Regions from separate parts of the Mus musculus genome. Here region 2 is linked to region 1. The links are chromatin loops, found by intact Hi-C in ENCODE. Cell type or tissue: left cerebral cortex. All regions are shown on one strand. Links, peaks and the distances in the headings refer to the core of each region. The heading gives the core; the rest is flanking DNA. Region 1 holds the start of Ak2 (adenylate kinase 2). Region 2 holds the start of Rnf19b (ring finger protein 19B).

Region 1 (5,370 bases), core at 229-5,228:
CCTCTTCTGTGTATTTAAAACTTACAATGGAGAGTTTGTGTGTGGGGTGTGTCCAGGCAGAGCGTTCTTCTAGGCTACCACTCTGTGGGCTTTGTGTGAACTTTTGTTCCGCACTACGAAGCTACAACTACCGGTGTTTTTATGGCTCCTGATAAGGAAAGGGAAGCGGACGGAGGTTAAGCGAGTGCCCTGTATTTTCTGAAGTCCCAGCTCTTAGTTTTGTGTTCTCAGATACAGGGTCTCACTCTGTAGCCAGGCCAGCCTTTAAACTTTAGCTGGGCTATCATCAAATTTGACTTTAGTCTCCTCCTGCCTAAGTCACTGGGACTACAGACAGACATGAGCATCCATATTCATCCTTCAAGCCAAACTTCTAATCATTGCACAAAGCCGTCTTGGACCAACTTCCATGATTCTCGCACTGCCTTCCATGAGCCCACGGCACATGGTCCTCCCAGATCTGAATGAATCAGCTTCATGCTGCTGCACTACACCTGAGCTGGGGGCAGAGAGAGATGCCACTGAGTGGTCAGCGTTCACAGCTGTCACGCGCCCTGCCACCAGCTAGGAATGTGTGGGTGCTCTCAATATAAAAGCCATCATCTTCCAATGTCTTTGTAAGCTTTACATTTTCTAGGTAGAAACACTGAGAAGTTACATACATAGCGTTCTACATGCACAGATATACACACATATACGTAGACTGTACAGCCCGAGATGCTGATCTGCTTGCCAAAATACTGAGAACTTGGCAAACAGAACAGGTGACGTGGGTACACAGGTGACATAGGTACACAGGTGACATGGGTTCACAGGTAAAGTAGCTTGCCGTCAAGTCTGACGGTCCGAGTTCGATCCCTGGGCTCCACATGGTAGAAAAAAGAAAATGATTCCAGCAAGTTGCACTCTGACCTCCACGTATGCATCACGGCACGCATGTCCCCACACACTCTTTCTCTACGTCCCTGCGCACACACACACACACACACACACTCTCCCACCTTATGTGTGACAGAGAGAGAGAGAAGGAGGGAGGGAGACGGAGGGAGACAGAGGGGAGGTATCTTTAAAAACATAACAATAAACTCAGCAGTGCTGTGAAGAGGGAGGACAGCACTCATTTGCTTGGGAACGCAACCTTGAAAGAATTCCCTCTTTAGAGCATAGTGATCATCAAAGCTTGGGGTCTGATGGGGAGGTAGAGTTGAGGGGTGGGTGGTTGTGGCCAAAGGCTGGGCAAGAAAGTGACACCAACGGCCCACCATATGAGCTTCCAAGCCCTACGTGCCAGCATAAATCCCAGCCCTGATCTATGGCCCAGATGCCAAGCAAGGGAGGCTCTGCAGTGGGGCAGAAGGCAATCCTTGAGGCCTCTGTGAAACCGATTTCACTAACTTTGAAAAGTCACTGGACCTCTACACCTGTTTTCTTACCTGTTGATCTAGCACGTTAGCGGCCCTCAATTGCTCAATTACAACCATCAGAGCCATCTCATGCTGCTCCATGAGCACTCCCTGCCCCACTCACAACCCCCCATGATGCCCGTGGCTTATGAACCGAATCTATACATTCACCTCCAGTTTTCTGGCCAGCTGGAAAGGTTTTCTCCCATCCCCCCACCCCCAACAACACTGGTGGCTCCCGCGGCTCATGCCTCACTCTTGGCAGAACGCCTCGATAGGCATACACCAGTAACCACTCTGCCCCACGTGGAGACTTCTTAGTACCCCTAATCATTAGCCATTAAAAAAATTAAAAGTTTCACCCCCTTATGCCTAGAAATTATCCCTGACTCAGGGCAATACGCTCTCAACTCCGAGGGCGACTTGGTCACAAAGCTTTCTCCCATTCGGGCCTGTGATCCAGAGCTTCAGCCTGGGGGATCGCCCTGCCTTTCACAATTTTCAAGTAACAGTCCCTGGATGCCCTAACACGATCCTGGGTTCCCCCAAGAACCTCCACCCAGCCTCCCCCTTACTGCGACTGGGACCCTCCCCTAAACACCGCGCCACAACTGGAGACCCCGCGAGGGTCCCTGCAGGCCAGGGCTCACCACCCAGCTCCGGGGCGGGAAAGGAGCTTCCGGCTCTCCGACCGCCCTGACCTTGTAGCTTCTCGGGCTCCACCGCCCGACACGGAACCGACACTCACCTGCGTCCCCTTGCCAGCCCCGGGCGGCCCCAGCAACACGGCCCGGATGCCCTTCGGAATCTCCGGTTCGGAAGCCAACACGTTGGGAGCCATGTCTTCCAAAGCTTCACTCCAACAGCCAGCCGCACACCTCACAGGTCTAGCGCTTCCAGGCCAGCGTACATCCTACTCCGGGCTCACACTGGTCGCTCGCCGCATCCGTCAACCCTCTCTACCCGCCCCCGAACTTGACGGGCACTTTCATTTACCAATCGTACGACGAGACTAAGAAAATTCTGTTTCCGATTGGGCAGAATTGGGAACGAGGAAGAGGCGGGCCAGCCTGGGAAGAGCTGGGGCAACAGAGCGCGTGCGGCTCTCGGCTGGTGTATGGAGTGGGCGGGAAAAACGAGAAGGAAGCCTGGAGCGGGTGAAGTTCTAGTTTGGCCTTTGACAGTTAATAACTCCAGAGTCTCTGTTTGAGCCCCGTAAAATTGCCTGTGAGAGTGTAAGTGGGTAAAATCACTCCCAGGAAACAAATTGGCAATAACGTAACCTTTGGACCAGTAATTCCACTTCCAAGAATTCAAAGGCAGAAACAAGGAATATGTAATGAGTTCCTGACAAAGATGTTGATGTCTAATAATAAGATTGGTTAAGTAAATTCCAACAAGTTTGTAATCTGACACCCTCTCCCTCCAGAACACCCCCATTGAACAGCACCATAACTTTGGCTATTTGGGAAGATCACATTTAAAGCTTGTCAAGGCCACGACGGTGAATTCAAGGCCAGCCTGGGCAGTTTAATGAGACCTTGTCCCAAAATGAAAATGAAGATAGCTGGGGCTGGCTATAGTACAGAGACAGAAGTTTTGGGCTCAATCCCCAGGACTGTAAAAATAAAACACATATGCATATATGAACACAGACAACCTTCCTGACTTTTAAGTCAGCAGAAAGACAGTTTTTATCCAGAGAGATGAGCCTGTCTTGAACAAGGCAATGATGTCGCCAGCTTTTAGGTGTGTCAAAGTTTCATCCTGTCCCAAAGGAGCCTTTCTCAACTGTAAGTGCAAGTGTGATTAGGAAACCATTCTTGCCCCACAGGCACAGTGCAACCATTTTCTACACCCTAGTGGTAAATGATGTTAACCAGCTAGCCAGATGGCTCAGCTAGTATAGACACTTGCCACCAAACTCTGAGGACCTGCGTTTGATTAACAAGACCCCACCCCCAATGAAAGAAAGAAGAGAACCAACTCCCACAGGTTGTCCACCGAGCTCCACATGTGTGCTGTGGTACACATATCTGCGCGTACATATATGTTCACACACAGAAAATAAGAAATAAATTCAAATGAAAAAAGAGAAACTAACATTCATACTTCTTGCTCATCCTGGATTTTCATGGGAGCCAGCTTGATCTGGTTGGGTTCTCTTAGTGGCCTTGAAGGAAGCAGGGGTTTATTGTGTCCTTTTTAAGACCGGAAGCGGAAGTAAGAGCTGATCACTATATAATTACATGGTCACAGGATTACAAGTAACACTGTGAACTAAGGGGCAGGGCAAAGTTCAGTCACTGGTGTCTAGCACTCAAGTGTGAGGGCCTGCGTTCTGGTGCCCGGCACTCAGGTAACGTCAGCAACTGTTTACAACCCCAGCCCTGAGGAGGTAGAGATCGGCAGACTCTTGGAGCTCACTGAGCAGAAAGCCTAGCCTAATGAGTGAGCTTCAGATACAATGGAAGGCCTGTAGAGAGAATCGATGTGTACTGTGTGGAAGCATCACCTGCCAATCAAAAGCAGATGGCCCTTTAACAAAAGGCAGGAAGTAGAAGATGGGAGTTCCGGGAAAGAGATGGGAACTCTGGGTGATAGTCAGAGGTGGAAGATGCTTGGCCCAGACTCTGGGCTCATGAGACTGAGAAGAAAGTAGCCATGTGGCTGAACTCAGAAGCGTTTAAATGGGTTGGGTAAGTGACAGGCTAGTCAGGGGACAAGCTAAAGCTATGGCCTAGGCAATTATTCATAAACAAAGAAGCCTCCGAGTAGTTATTCAGGAACTGGGGTACAGGTGGGAAAGCCCACGGCTACAGAAACCTTGTCTTGTCTCAAAAGAGAAGGTAGAGGGGCAGGAGAGATGATTCAGGGGTTAAGAGCACTGGGTGTTGGTTTGGCTCTCGACATCCACATGGGAAGTCACAACCCTTTGTAACTCCAGTTCCGGAGATCTGATGCAGTTCTTTCCTACCCTCAAAGGCACCAGGCACACGTGCAGTGCACATACACATGTACATGCAGACAAAACACTCACACATATAAGGTAAAATAAATAAATCTAGAAACAAAAGGTAGAGAGAAATAAGCAGAAGACACCAGAAGTCAACCTCTGGTCTTTCTACCAATGTGCATACACATACACACCTGCACTCACATGTGCACACACATCCATGGTCAGGGACAAGAGAGACCAGAAACCAGGTACAGTAATGCAGGCCTATGATTCTAGCATTTGGGAAGCTGAGGAGGAAATTCAAGGCCATTTTGGGCCATGTAGCAAATTCAAAGCCAGCCTGGTCTATATGAGACCCTATCTCAAAGACGGCAAAACAAGCAAGCAACACAAAACAGTGGGGGGGGGGGGTCATGAGCTAATACCCCAGAAAGCACAGGGTTCAGAGGAGCGAGCACATTTTGTCTGGGAGAACCTTCTGGGTGGGCAAATCCCATGTTATCATCCCCTCCCACTGGTGACGACGAACCCCTGTTCTCATTCTGACCAGTCATGGGCTCCCTTAACCCCGGAATGGAAAGTAACTAAGGTTACATATAAGTATTACAAAATGTAAGACTTGTTTATTTTTTTTAAAGATTTATTTATCTATTTTATGTACATGACTGCTCTATTGCACGTCTGCCTGCAAGCCAGAAGAAGACAACTGATCTCATTACAGATGGTTGTGAGTCACCATGTGGTGGCTGGGATTTGAACTCAGGACCTCCGGAAGAGCAGTCAGTGCTCTTAATTGCTGAGCCATCTCTCCAATCCCTATTCATTTATTTTTGACTTTTTTTTGGGGGTGAGGGGGGATAGTCTCAAGTATCCCAGGCTGGCCTTTAACTGGCTATAAGCTGAGAGTGACCTTGAACTCCTGATCCTCCTGTCTTAAACTGCCAGGTCTGTTTTCATGCACTGCTGGGGACCGAACCTAGGGTTTCAGGGATGTTACACAAACATTCT
Region 2 (5,370 bases), core at 49-5,048, 65 kb before region 1:
ATTTATGCTGATGTGAGTGAAGATACAGGTTGACTTTAAAAAACCAATTGGGGAGCTTTCCCCAAAAGATGATCAGGGAAGTCACATTTCATTGTTAAAATTCAAATAAACTCTCATTTCTAAATAAGGAGTTAATACACTATTATGCAATTAATCAGGTAGTGCTTTCCTAAACTACTATCCCTTTGGTTCAGAAAATAGACTAAAAAGAGTATCAGCAAAACTTGAATATTCTATAAATTAACCTCTCAAAAGCCAGTAAGACCACCAGACACAAGCAGACCTTTTCAGATGGCCACGAGGCCCTTCCTGGTATTCGATAAACAGAAAGTGAAAGCCATCTGGGTACCTTTGACCACATCTCCGAGTAATTTAGAAACTCAGTGAGGTTAAACACACCCACTTCCCAACAAGTCTGGCACTTCTGAGTACACAGTTCCTTCTGAAGGGGAGACAAATGGCAGCATCCTGGAATCTCAGCTCAGCCTTGATACACAGGCTACAATTAAAAGCCTTTAAATCCTTTGAAGCAAGGGTTCACATACCTTTTTACTAGCATTACCTTTACACTAGGCGCTGCAAGTGCCCGAGAGTCTTCTGCCCCCAAAACATGACACACAAGAATATAATTAATCTGTCCAAGGTCACAGAACAGGTAATGGCAGTCTGACTCCCCATCACACTGAAGAGCCCCTTCTTGGCTGCATTTGACCATTCATATATTGGAATGATAGAGACAACCAAGTTTTTTGTTTTGTTTTGTTTTAAAGAAAGGGGGTGGAGGACCTCCACTGAAAGCTTCAGACAGAGAAATCAGTAATTCCTGCTCTAAAGAGTATTTTAACTCACTGACCTTTGAAATCAAGCATACATGGAACATTAAAAAGACTGTCATACAGATTTCAAGACTGAAAAGGTAGGCAAACACATTTTCTCACACCAGATCAACTTCTGGGTAGACACCGCCTCTGAGCCCTATTGATTTTTCTGGTCAAAAAGTCTGTTGTGACTTTGCCCTCGGCAGCACGTTAGGAACCACAAGGTGCCTGCCAGTGGCTTAGCACAGCACGCAGTGCCCAGGGTGCCCCTAGAGCTGTTAGTGAGCTGCCTTCTCTCATCATCTGCATCTCAACTTTCAGCAGCGGTTGTGTGGAAGAACACGCCTTCTGCAATGCTGCTGCTAAGTGCGCCCCTAGCCATATGGACACACCCCTCGGAAGCGCGGCCCCTTCAGTAGGACATTTTCATTCTCTCTCCTATAACAAATATTCCTTCTCAATCATTACGATAACACGCACATACACACACCTCTCCCTTCCTGGGCAAAGAGAAAGAAAACAAAACAAAACAAAAAAAACCCCTGCTCACCCGGATATTCTGACTTAATGGACAGTTCCCTTCTCTTAGCACTCAGCCACCACCTCAAGCCACCTCAAGCAAGTAGGTATAGGGTGCTGAGTGCCATCAGACCGGTTGCAAGGCTGGTCTGAGGGTCGGTTACTCGTGATCGTCCGTCCTCTACCTCCTGCTGGGCACCATCCTCTCCTCCCTCAAGGTGTGTGACACCCGTTGCACCCGGGACGACCCCCGCGGCCACGCCCCCGCGCTCACCCGCAGTCAGGGGCCGGACACCAGCGGCAGTCGGGGTCCGAGGCCAGGTACCGGCGCAGCATGAACTCTTCGTACTTGTGCATGAGCGGCGGGTCGGCCAGCAGCAGACGGATGTCGTGTGGGTTGAGCCGCTCGCTGCACTCGGGGCAGCTGATGGGCACGCGGCTCTCGCTGATCTCCAGGCGCAGGTAGTGGCGGAGGCAGTCCCGGCACGAGCGATGCGGGCAGCTGAGGAGGCGCGGGGCCCGCTCGGGCGGCAGGCGCACCAGGCACAGCGGGCACTCCACCTCCTCCGCGCCGCCGCCCTCCGCCGCCTCGTCCTCCTCCGGCCCGGCAGCCACGGCCTCCGCCTCAGCCTCGGCAGCGGGCTCGGAGGGCAGAGCTTCCACCGGCGGGGCCTGAGCCTCAACCGGGGCCGGAGCGGGCGGCGGCGGCGGCGGCGGCGCAGCCGGGGGCGGCGGTTCGGCCTGAGGCTTGGTCCGGGCGCGGCGGCCGCGGGCCGAGGCGGAGAAGACGCTGTGGAAGGTGAGGCGCCGGCGCCGGCCGCCGCTGCGGCACTTAGGGTCGGGGGCGGCCGCATGGAGCGAGGTGGAGCGCGGCGACTCGGAGTCCTTCTCGGAGCCCATGGCCCGCAGAGGCTGAGGAGCCAGGGGCGCCCAGCGCCGCCGTAGCTCCCGCCTCAGCGCCCCCTCCCAGCCGGCGCCCCGGCCGCCGCCGCCGCCGCCACCGCCTCGGCAGTCCTCCCAGAGACAGAAGCCGACCAGCCGCTACGAAGTGGTTATAAAGCCTCCGCCCCGCGCGCCGCGGGCAACTGCGCAGGCGCCGGCCTCAGACACCTCACAACCCGCGCGGCCCCGCGAGAGGAGCTGGGCGGGGCCTGGAGGGCGGGGCCTGCAGGCTGCGGCGAAGCCCCGCCTTCTGCGGTCAGGTGGTCCGGCGCAGCCATATTTTGCACAGGCTCCACCCTCCGTTCCTTGTCCAGGAGTCAGGGGTCTTCTTTTCAATGAGGATGCCTTCATTTCGTCTGTAAAAAGAAGACGAGCGTTGATCTGGTAGTGATTCCCGCCGATCCACCGCCCAACATTTCTGTTGATGCTAGCCATTAAGTGGTAAGGAATATAGTCACTCATTGAAGATCCTCAAAGTGAGCCGCACTTCTAGATAAGACAGGCAGGCTCCCCTATCTTCAAGAATGAGTCCAGAGTTTTCATTCTAGCATTTGCTGTTTTCTGTCAACTAGTGAACTTACTCCTAAGCTGTATCTCTCAGGTACTCTGGTTAGTCACTGTTGGTAGAAAGAGGCCCAACAATTTCGCTTCTAGAAATGGTTTCTTTCAGTCCCCCTTCCCCAGTTCCTCTAACAAAAGACCCTTAGGCTTGGTGATGAGAAAAGCAAATACCTTCAACAGCAGCAAAGCCAGGTCAGGATTAGATTTTGGCTTAGAGAAATGAGAGAGGGAGGCTTATGATAGAGAATTTTCTTTCCATGAAAAATATGTCCGAAGATCGACAGTTCAAGCTTCTGTCTTAAGCTCACCTCATTCTGCCATATTCCAAACGGTGGGAAGAAAAATGTCTTATTTTAAGAAGACTGCTTAGGAAGTTCTGCCCAGTTTTGCTTGAATCTCATTGGTTAAAACAATCATCTTGATGCATCTTTCTTTAAAGATAAAAACAGTGTCTTGTTATTAATAAGGAATGGCAGTGAAGGCTTACAGTGATTCACTTGTCTAGCATGCCTTAAGGAGATGGGGGTGGGGATCGTGCAATGTAGGAACAGATATGTGAACATAGTAAGTTGTTTGATTTTTTTTTCCTGGCCAATACTTAAAACCAGATCCGCAACTCTTTAAACTTTTGAGATTACAACAACACAGCAAACGAAGCCCATTGGAAGAAATGTCCGGTAATGAAAACTAAGAACAGGGTCTAGTGGCCTAAGAAGGTATGATGTCATAGATGATCAAGCAGGTGTGATGTCATAGATGCCAAGACAATTTGTTTGCAAGAGGAAGTGGTCAGCCGTCAATTGTGACAAATGCTGCCAAGAACCCAAGAAAGAGAAGGACAGAAAAATATGACGGCTGGAATTGACAACACCAGGACTTTGTGTGTGTGTGTGTGTGTGTGTGTGTGTGTGTGTGTGTGTGTGTGTGTGTAGGGCAGAAGGGTAGTTTTCCTTAAGAAGAAAAGAGGTTTAATGCTAGATAGCTAAAACACACTTCCGTGAACACGTCACCAGCTCCAGCTCTTGCTGGGTCTGTATGACACTCGGCTAGGCTCTGTCTGTCGTGTTAACAAATATTCTAAATAGCTCGATGGCTTTAACGCAGGACATATTTTCCCCACCCGTGGAAACCTGCCTTGATGGTTACTCTTTGCTATCAATTTGGTTGGATTTAGAATCACCACAAAGGCACATCTCTGCTTGTGTCCGTAAGAATGGTTTCCCAGTAGCTGAAATGAAGAAGGTGAATAGTGGCACCGTCCCATGGGCAGAGGTTCTGGGACTGAGTCGACAGGAGGACGAAGCTGAACACCAGCTCTCTCTCTCTGCTTCCTGACTATGGATACAATGTAAGCAGGACCTCCTGTGACCAAGATTCCTCCTCCATGACAGCCTGTCCACTCAAACTGAGAGCCAAAATCAACCCTCTCTGCTGCTGTTGCTTTTATCAACTGTTTGTCAGAGAGTCAAGGCCTGCCTTCTCCAAGCTAAGTTACTTACTTAAAAAATTCTTTTTTTTTTTTGAGACAAGTGTCCCACTATGGCAATTTCTGGCTGTTCTGGAACTCACTGTGTGGACCAGTCTGGCCCTGATCTAAGAGAGATGCTCCTGCCTCTGCCTCCCACAAGCTGGGATAAAAGTTGCGTGCTGTCACACCCAGTTGTTAACTTTTCTTTTACACTTAGAGATTCTCCAGACGCTCAGCTCCACATTCAGTTTGCCCCAACAAGAGAGAGAGGGCTGGAGGCTGTTCATCAACAACTAAACGCCTCAGTTTCTCACAGAACTGTTAGCCAGAAGTGGTCACACAGGCTCAGTCCAACTGCCAGAGAGGCTGGAGCAGGTAGGAGAAAGGAGAAAAATGTAGGCTGTGTCGCAGGCAACAATCTTTCTGCCACGACTGACAGGAGCAGCTGTCAGACTCTAGTTTGCTGTCTGGTGGGTAGTGGTGCATGCCTGTAACCCCCAGCAGTGGGAAGTCCAAGTTCAAGGCCAGCCTGGACTACGTGAGACTGTTGAAGCAAGAAAGCGAGTGAGTGAGGGAAAGAGGGAGGAGGGAAAGAAAGATAGAGGAAAAAAGATGTGAAAGAGAGTATAAAAAATGAATGAAAAGCATCCCAGCTTGTTGGGAAGTCCAAATGTTTGTCTGTCCTGGGCACAGACTCCCAAACAGAGTCAGGCTCAGTTCATCAGGGCCACTCCCAGGACTTGGGCAGAAAATGGACCTCTTCTAAACACCCCTGGGCTTTGCAGCAGCCCCATTTCCCAAAGGTTTTCTCTCCTGGATCATCACCCGTGAACAAAGAGACTAAGGCAAGTTCCTCCCACACCTTCTCTTTCTCCTTTAGAGACTAAGTAGTGACTCAGGTAGATGGCATGAGGGGAAATGGGTTTTCACTCATTTGGTTAATAGTCATTCTTTTTCCTTCACACAACTCTTTGCCAAAAGCTGGAGTCATAATAGAGACGGAGCACACAGTTTTCTGGGGGTTACACACAAGAAAGCAGGCCATTGGAACACTAGGTGACG

What was found. A loop is a pair of places that touch in the nucleus more often than their neighbours do. Peaks named below come from ENCODE experiments on the same cell type or tissue, not always from the same donor. Only the 100,000 strongest peaks of a DNase experiment are listed, where the experiment ranks them.
Region 2: a loop joins it to region 1, with 2.3 times the contacts of the local background. A loop is called at or near these places in 9 of 42 quality-filtered maps.

The regions. Positions count from the first base shown.
Region 1 is chr4:128,990,218-128,995,587 of GRCm38, reverse strand. It overlaps Ak2 (adenylate kinase 2), which reads right to left and starts at 2,364. Exons shown (of 7, transcript NM_016895.4): 1 at 2,152-2,364. The coding sequence starts at 2,244. In left cerebral cortex, for the core only: no CTCF peak of the experiment used is centred there; a DNase peak (open chromatin) is centred at 2,389; H3K4me3 peaks cover 1,548 bases; H3K27ac peaks cover 340 bases.
Region 2 is chr4:129,055,138-129,060,507 of GRCm38, reverse strand. Rnf19b (ring finger protein 19B) reads right to left here and starts at 2,364. Exons shown (of 9, transcript NM_029219.2): 1 at 1,612-2,364. The coding sequence starts at 2,237. 1700086P04Rik (a long non-coding RNA gene) reads left to right here and starts at 2,355. Exons shown (of 2, transcript XR_868180.3): 1 at 2,355-2,720. In left cerebral cortex, for the core only: no CTCF peak of the experiment used is centred there; DNase peaks (open chromatin) are centred at 1,150, 1,850 and 2,452; H3K4me3 peaks cover 2,822 bases; H3K27ac peaks cover 1,255 bases.